2 separate regions of the Homo sapiens genome follow, and region 2 is linked to region 1. A link is an interaction called in ENCODE POLR2A ChIA-PET data of the cell type or tissue named here. Cell type or tissue: Panc1. All regions are shown on one strand. Links, peaks and the distances in the headings refer to the core of each region. The heading gives the core; the rest is flanking DNA.

Region 1 (4,399 bases), core at 199-4,198:
ATTATTAATTACTGAGCTTCAGAAATCCTGTCACATGACTTCTAGTGTGTCTTTCTAAAGGAAATAATGACCATGGCCTTCCCTTCCTTACTTTGCCTTTAAGAATGAAAATTCTGGTGTAGCTTTTATATGAATTCTGGGGAATTTGATCATGACTATAGCAGTTCCTTCACTCCTGTTCCCACCACCCTCTTTCTCACCAACTAAAGGTGATTTTCTCCATCTCCTGCCATCAAGGACATTGGCAGACTGGGCAAAGTGGTGCACAGGAGTTTGAGGCTGCAGTGAGCTATGATTACACCACCGCACTCCAGCCTGGGCCACCGAGAAAGACCCTGTCTCTAAATAAATAGAACATCGACGCTGGTGACTCCTTCATATCTAGGAAAAAGAGATGTTCTGGCATTTATTCACTTTATTTGGCATGTATTCATTTAGTGCCTGGTATTTTGCTAGGCACTGGGGATAAAAGAGTGACCAAAAAAGGACAGAGCCCTATTATTAAGTGGTAAGAATCATACCAATAAATATGAAATGACACTCTGACAAATCCTATTCTTTCCAAGGAGAAATCCTGCTTGTTCTTAACTCATTCCTTCCTAACCTTCTTGTCCCTCTGCAACTGCAGCCTTAACCTGTTCACCTGATCCTTCCTCCCAATCAGCAACATGCTCTGGTTTCCCCTTTTAACCCTGCCTCCAAATAGTCTTACCTTCCTCACCTTCTTTTTAGCCAACAAACCATGTAAGTTGGTACCCACTGGCTTTCTCCAACCTACTGGAAATTCTGTCTCAGGACTGGCCACAAAGGCCTCGCCATTACTGAATCCTCACCGCAGCCTTCACTGTGGCTCCTGATCTCTCCACTGTGTCTAACGCCCTGACTGCCTCCACCTGGAAAAGTTCTTCCCCCATCAGACAAGCCTCTCTTCTTTCTCCTTACACCACATAGGGACTGGTGTTCCCCAGGTTCCAGTCTTGGCCCTGTTCTGTCTTCTGTCCATTCTGGGAGATGGCACTGAGTTTCAAGCCTTCAATGGCACTCTCCCCTACACCTCCAATTTGAGTTTCTCCTGAGCTCAGACCCATGTTTTCATGTCAGCCATTATTCTTGAATGCCCTGTTGGACTTCAAATCTGAAGATGTGCAAAACAAACCTCATGGTTTTCCCTCCCAACCCAGTCTTTCTCTGTTCTCCGTCACCATCCACAGCATGGCTTTCCATTCAGGGACCCATAGCAGAAACTTCCAAGTTATCTGTGACTACATTTTTTTTTTCACCTTATTGGGACATTCTGTCTGCCATTGTGTTCACCTGAAAATGTCTGTCACAATGAGAGATGACAAATAGGTTTCATCTAATGTACCAGCTGTGACTGATTGGCAAGTGGCTGCCTGGAGCACTGTGTTGAGAAAGATTCTGAGGCAGCATCTGACCTCAGCAAGAAAAAGTAGCGTGATTTGTTATCACCTCTGCCTTGGGTGGTGGAAGGCATGCCAGGCATTTGCCATCTGGCTGCAAACTTCACCAGTAAGCAAATGGAGATAAGCTCCTCCGGGTCCCATCGCCACTGCCCTGGGTTCTCTCTTAAGAGTGTTGCAATAACCTCTCTTGGTCTTCTCCTTTCTGTCTCTCTTCCCCTTCCCCACCCAGCCCTTGCATTATCCCTCTAGGGCAAATTTCTCCTACTGGGTTAAAGCACATGGCATTAAAGGCCATTGCGAATGTGACTACAGCACCCCTCCCTTCCTCCAAACGTCCCATGTGCTCCCGGATCAGGTAGTAGGGCATTGTGGTTCACAGCATGGACTCGAGGCCTTCCTGCCTGGTTTCAAACCCCAAATCTGACACTTACCAGTTGTGTGACCCTGATTAAGTTATTTGACTCTCTGTGACTCTGTTTTCTCAGCAGCAAAATGAGAAGATCTACCTTATAGGTTTGTTGTGAGCATTAAATGAGTTAAAGTATAGAAAATGCCCAGAATATCTGCAGGCATATGATAAACCGAATGTCAATGTTCAGTCTTATTGCTACCACACCCGCACCCTAATCCTCATTGGCTTTGATCAGGCTGTTTCCACGGGCCTGCCCCACCTTTCCCAACTCTCAGGAAGAATGAAGTGTTCCTCGCGTTGTCCTTCCATAGCACGGGTAATATTCCTCTACTCCAGCAGTTATTGCATTGTACTGGGGTTAGTTGTTCATGTGTGTGTCTGATCCAACAGTTGGGGGATCCTTGGGGGCAGGGAACATGTCTTTCCTACTTTTGTGTCCTCTACTTCTTTTTTTTTTTTTTTTTTGAGACGGACTCTCGATCTGTTGCCAGGCTGCAGTGGCGTGATCTTGGCTCACTGCAAACTCTGTCTCCCAGGTTCAAGGGATTCTCCTGCCTCAGCCTCCCTAGTAGCTGGGACTACAGGCACTTGTTACCACGCCTGGCTATTTTTTTTTTTTTTTTTGTATTTTTAGTAGAGACAGGGTTTCACCATGTTGGCCAGGCTGGCCTCGAATTCCTGACCTTGTGATCCGCCCGCCTCGGCCTCCCAAAATGCTGGCATTACAGGCATGAGCCACCGTGCCCAGCCTGTGTCCTCTACTTCTACCAGAGCAGAAGTCTGGAGGACAGTAGATATGATAATGTGTGAATGATGACATGTTAAATAACTGAATGAATGAATGAATTGGCAGCAGAGACAGAACGAGCACTGGGTGCTAATAATGGTTATAGTGGAAACTTGTTTATCTCCAAGGGAGATAATAAACAAAAGTTTACCTCCTGGAATACTATCTCCATAGCAGGTAAATTCTTTCTTGAATACCAGTACATCTCCAGGAATCAGTTACCCAGCTCTGACTTTTCCTTTGCCCCTAGAAAGGGCTTTTGTTAACTTAAATGTAATCGTGCTCATTCTCATCTCTATAAACATAAATTGCACTTTTTATGGCCTATATGGCCTAGTTCCTCCCCCATCTGTAATTCTATGCTAGGTATAGAACAAACAGAAACTTCTTACTCAATTGTAAGACCTCTGACCTTTACTCTCAAAGGACCAGGGGCCAGTAGTGCTGAGGATTTCATGATTGCTGCTAATGATAACGAGGCATTTGGAGAGCTCTGACTTGCAACCTGGATGAGAAAGAATTAGCTCTTTTCTGAAAACTACCTGCCTCATGCTCTTGCTATGATTTAGATTGTGCATTTGTAGTCAATAGACTTCCACAGTTTATAGTAAACAGCCAGACCTAACTACACGTCTCTTAGCTTCTCTGTGAAGTTTGCAACCTTGGTTCTGCCCTTGGCAGAAGCACATGGCACGCCCTTCAAAAGTGCAGAGAGGGGCAAATCCTCCTCCACGTTCCCTGATTTTCTGCACAAACTAGATCTCCCCAGCTCATTCCACAGAGATATTTATGGTTGCTGGCTAGCAGACATATTGAAAATATTCATGGCACGTTGCCAATGTGCAGATCTGGAAGAAACAGGAGCCTGTCAGTCCTGTTCCACCCCACCCTGCCACAGCCCTGGCAAGCCTCATGGGTCAGTTTGCACTGTGAACACTCCCACTTCATTGCAGGCGACGCTTATCAATAGCGGCCCTGGCCTCCTCCCTCTGCTCTCTGTAACATAACAGGCTGGCAGCGCCCAGAGAGGATTTTGACTATTCCAGTTTTAGTAAAAGGCTGGGGGAAATCCATATAAGCAAGTCTATTGTTCTTGGGGAGAAAAAGAGTATGACTTTGGTGTAGAGAAAAGAGGACAGAATCTGCAGAGGGACAGGTAGGAGGCAGGATGACAGTCCTGGAGAATGCCACAGGTGGAGGCCAGAACATGGTGGATCCGGGCAAATCTGAGCTGACAGTGGGCCAGGATGAGCTGCCTCGCAGGGAAGGTGCAGCCCAACCCCAGCTTCCCAGGAAAGACTTCCCCCTGAGTTGTAAGCCAGCAGTGTGGGAATCAGTGGGTGGGCAGTGTGGGATTCAGTGGGGAAATCCTACAACATGAGTCAAATAGCAGTAACCATGGTGACAACACTGAAAGCCAGCTCTCTCTGGCTCACGTCTCCACCAGCACACACACAGGACCCAGCCCTCCACAGTCAGGTGGCCTCCAGTGAGGCCCCATTTGGGTCTATATTCTGTATGAGGGCCCCTTGGTGGCAAGTGACAGAGACAAGCGTCAGCAAGCCTGAGCAGAAAAAGGATGCGAAAAGGGGAGGTGGGCCGGACGCGGTGGCTCACGCCTGCAGTCTCAGCACTTTGGGAGGCTGAGGTGGATGGATTGCTTGAGCCCAGGAGTTCAAGACCAGCCTGGAAAACATGGCGAAACCTCATCTCTACAAAAAATACAAAAATTAACCCGGCATGGTGGCACGCGCTTGTAGTTCCAGCTACGTGGGA
Region 2 (4,399 bases), core at 164-4,163, 110 kb before region 1:
GGCTCCTAAAAGGCTGCCTGGATCTGGTTAATGAAAGTTCCAGGAGTGAAGCAGCCAGCAACTGGAGTGACTCCAGTGGCAGCAGCAAACTTCAGCATGGCCTTCGGACCAGTATTCCTGGATGATATGACACTGACATTGAAAGAGTTTTCAACAGCAACAATGGCACAAGCTCCCAGGAGAAGCTTCTCCCAGGTCCTCTTCAGATTTATGATGTAGATGCCAACACTTTTCCTTTTATAGATGTACTGTCCCATCTGGAAGACAAAGCTGGTGCTACCTAAGTGGGTTCCTCCTGCAAGGAACTTAAGGACATCCTCCTCCTTCATTTGCAGGACATAGAGGTTCTAGACATTGTGAAAGTTTCCCTTTAAGTTACGATGGGAATCCAGAACAACATCATAAGGATCCTTCTCTGGGTAGTGCAGAAAGCCCTCATGGGCTTTAGAATCAGCTCAATTTGGTCCTCCTAGACATCTTATTGGTACTTTATTTTACTTTGTTTTCTTTTTTTTTTCCTTAGAGCCTTCAGATGAGACATTTTATTTTTAAGGCAGGGTTTTGCTTTGTTGCCTAGGCTGGAGTACAGTGACAAGATCATAGCCCACTGCAGCCTTAATCTCCTGGGCTCAAGTGATACTCCTGCCTCAGTCTCCCAAGTAGATGGGACTACAGGAATATGCCACCACACCTGGCTAATTTTCATTTTTTTGTGGAGACGAGGTCTTGCTATGTTGCCCAGGCTGGTGTCAAACTCCTGAGCTCAAGCGGTCCTCCTGCCTCAGCCTCCCAAAGTGCTGGGATTATAGGTGTGAGCCACCACACATAGGCTGTTGTTTTATATGTGAATGTTATCAAAACTATAGATTAATTTAGGGAAGAACTGACATCTTTATTTATATCAAATAATTCCTTTCTAAGAATATATGTTTCTATTTATCCAAGTCTTCTTTTACTTCTCTTGGTAGCATGTTAAAAGTTTCTTTATATAGATCTTTCACATTTCTTGTACATTTAACCTGTTACTGTATCTTTTTCAATTTAAAAGTAAATGCATTATTTTTCCTACATGCTTTCTAAATGGCTATTGTTTGTATACAGGATAACAATCCTGTATTTGTATAACAATCCTGTATACAAACAATTTTGCTTCCAGTTACCTTACTAAATTTTCTTATTAGTAGTAATGATTTTCTTCCCCAGTTGATTTTCTTGGGATTTACTCATATACAAACATTTCCTTTGCAAATAATGAACATTCTCTTTCTTCCTTTCAAATTTCTCATATCTTTCTGTTGTCTAACTGTATCAGTTAGTACCTCCAAAATGTTAGGTACTAATGGTGAGAATGGACATAATAAGACTGTCTCCAGAGTTGTTCCATTAAGCATGAATGTGAACAAAAATATAAAATTAATTCATTCATGCAAAATTTATACTTCAAAATGAATCTTGAAAAAGTTCAAATGTTTCTTAAAGCATTTCAATACTAATTATTTGGCTTGGTACTCTAAAATTTATAATCCAAATTTTTAAAAAGTAATTAAAAAAACTATTTTTACACTCAAAGTTGAAAAGGACTGAATAAAACAAAGGTTAAAAATAAGAATCATGCCAGGCACGGTGGCTCACGCCTGTAATACTAGCATTTTGTGAGGCTGAGGTGCGTGGATTGCCTGAGCTCAGGAGTTCGAGACCAGCCTGGGCAACACGATGAAACCTCCTCTCTACTAAAAATACAAAAAATTAGCTGGGCATGGCAGTGTGCACCTGTAATCCCAGCTACTCGGGAGGCTGAGGCAGGAGAATTGCTAGAACCTGGGAGGCAGAGGTTGCAGTGAGCCGAGATTGCACCACTGCACTCCAGCATGGGAGACAGAGTGAGACTCCATCTCTAATAAAAAAAAAAAAAAAAAAGAAAAGAAAAGAAAAATAAGAATCACTTACCTTCCCACTTTTTGGCTGCCAAGCAAGTCTGCAGATTGATTTTGCATTTATCACATCGTTGCATTTTTGTAGCAGTGGCCAACTAATAGCACATGTCTAATTGGTAAAAAAAGAAAATTTCTTTCCTTTATGAAAATCCCCCCCAAAATATATGCAGAACTGAATATATTTAAAGGTTCTTCAAATCAATATATATCTCAGAAAAATGCAACTTAATGCACCTTAATTATAATAATACCTGATATACCTAAACTGCTTTAAGTCCTTCAAAGGTATGATGAGTACAAATCTTAAATAACTAGAGTATTTTCTGTGCAGAATAAACAAATGATATACTCATTGAATAATCATACACACATACACAAAACCCCAATACGTGAAATTCTTAGAATGACTACAAAAATAAAACTTCAATGGTCTACTATAAAATGTTAAAGTGTCAAAGTCGCTTCTTTTAAATAGCTCAAGAATGAAGGGAAGGAACTGTGGATATTAAGGCATATTTGTGGAGGATATTTCTCTAGTCAATTACATTCATATTCTCTCTAGAAATGCCAAGCCATCTTGGATTGCCTTGGGCAGACTTAACTGTTCCCTCTGCCAATCTGGAGAACACCTTATTTCGTACCTCCTTTAAAACCTTTATTAGGCTGCATTTGAATAAACTGTATATGTGACTCTCCAAATCAAATGTGACCCATAATTTTTTATCCCCAACCATCTAACCCAAGGCCCAACGCATGGTCATTACATTGTAAATATAAAATAACTGAATTTATTCCCTTCATTTACAAAACTTAAAAAGTTAAATATAAGATTATCATTCCCCTTGTGATTAGGTAAAAATGCAATTAGTCTTCAACGTATTTATTTGGCACTAGAATACTGTGGACTTTGATCACAAAAACAGTATTTAATGGTACCAAAGAAACAAATTCCAAAGAAAAGCAATTATTAATTTGGCCCAGTAATACGACATATAACAATTTATTACAGAAATGGGCAAAAAACTTTAAATTTAAATTGCTGAGTTTACCTGATCTGAAATTTGCCACACTCTGACAGATCCATCACAACTAGCTGATGCCTGCAGGAATAAACAATACATTTCTCTATAGTCATAGCCATAATACTACATGGAAAGTGGTTCAATTAATTAAATCAAAAAGCCCTTTTATCAACTGGGTGAAATTTCCTGCTAACTCTCTTACTGAATAAAACAAAGGTTGAAAAGTTGAGTTAGCAGAAAATTTTTTAGAGAGTTAGTAGGAAATATATTTTTAAACATATTCAGGAAAAACACAAAAAGAGAAGGAAAAAATAATTACCAGAAAGATGTCCTTAGGATCAAAGGAAAGACTTAAAACAGGGGCATCATGTCCTCGAAATGTTTTCTGTTGGCTGCTATCCATCACATCCACAATTTTGACTAGAAAATCACTAAGAACAAAAAGAGTAACGCAAATGAATAAATGCTAACACAAAGGCCTCTCCTAAAAGCTATGATCCAAATATTTCTTTTTTTTTTTTTTTCTTTTTGAGACGGAGTCTCACTCTGTCACCCAGGCTGGAGTGCAGTGGTGCGATCTCAACTGCAACCTCCGCCTCCCAGGTTCAAGCGATTCTCCTGCCTCAGCCTCCCGAGTAGCTGGGATTACAGGTGTGCACCACCATGCCCAGCTAATTTTTGTATTTTTAGTAGAGATGGGGTTTCACCATGTTGGTCAGGCTGGTCTTGAACTCCCGACCTTGTGATCCGCCCACCTCAGCCTCCCAAAGTGCTGGGATTACAGGCATGAGCCACTACGCCTGTCCAAGTATTTTAAAATCACAAAATCTTTATGGCAACTTATAAAATTTGGCACCCAAATTTAATGGCTTACCTTTTAGTTTTGCTCTATAAATATGTTGAAAACACAAGTCAAGATTTCCCATTATGCTAAAATACAAACACTTCCTAAATGGCTTCTTTAGTTACATCTTAAGCTTCTATTATTTGCTAATCTAATTATAGCTACAACCATTTTTAAAAGTACTATACCTTTCACTTCACCTCAGCAATTCAACCAACTATATTGTTTTCCTATGACAAAGAAGCATCAAGAGAAACTCCAAAATATTCTGACTGTACAGCCCAAGTTCTAAGTAAAATAATTTTTTTTTTTTTTTTGAGACAGAGTTTCACTCTTGTTGCCCAGGCTGGAACGCAATGGCGTGATCTCAGCTCACGCAACCTCTGTCTCCCGGGTTCAAGCAATTCTCCTGCCTCAGCCTCCCAAGTAGCCGGGATTATAGGCACCCGCTACTATGCCCAGCTCATTTTTGTATTTTTAATAGAGACGAGGTTTCACTGTGTTGGCCAGGCTGGTCTTGAACTCCTGACCTCAGGTGATCTGCCCACCTTGGCCTCCCAAAGGGCTGGGATTACAGGCATGAGCCACGACGCCAGCCC

Evidence for each region. ChIA-PET counts read pairs that join two places held together with the same protein. Peaks named below come from ENCODE experiments on the same cell type or tissue, not always from the same donor. Only the 100,000 strongest peaks of a DNase experiment are listed, where the experiment ranks them.
Region 2: POLR2A ChIA-PET joins it to region 1 with 13 read pairs; 3 of 35 experiments call an interaction of 5 or more read pairs at or near these places.

Annotation. Positions count from the first base shown.
Region 1 is chr14:55,119,264-55,123,662 of GRCh38, forward strand. It overlaps LOC124903319, which reads left to right and starts at 3,587. Exons shown (of 3, transcript XM_047432036.1): 1 at 3,587-3,936. The coding sequence starts at 3,792. In Panc1, for the core only: no CTCF peak of the experiment used is centred there; no DNase peak of the experiment used is centred there; H3K27ac peaks cover 1,311 bases.
Region 2 is chr14:55,005,333-55,009,731 of GRCh38, forward strand. It overlaps WDHD1 (WD repeat and HMG-box DNA binding protein 1), which reads right to left. Exons shown (of 26, transcript NM_007086.4): 5 at 3,276-3,387; 6 at 2,984-3,034; 7 at 1,948-2,043. It also overlaps the pseudogene RPSAP13. Among named protein-coding and RNA genes, the nearest start is that of WDHD1, 20 kb to the right of the region's middle. In Panc1, for the core only: no CTCF peak of the experiment used is centred there; no DNase peak of the experiment used is centred there.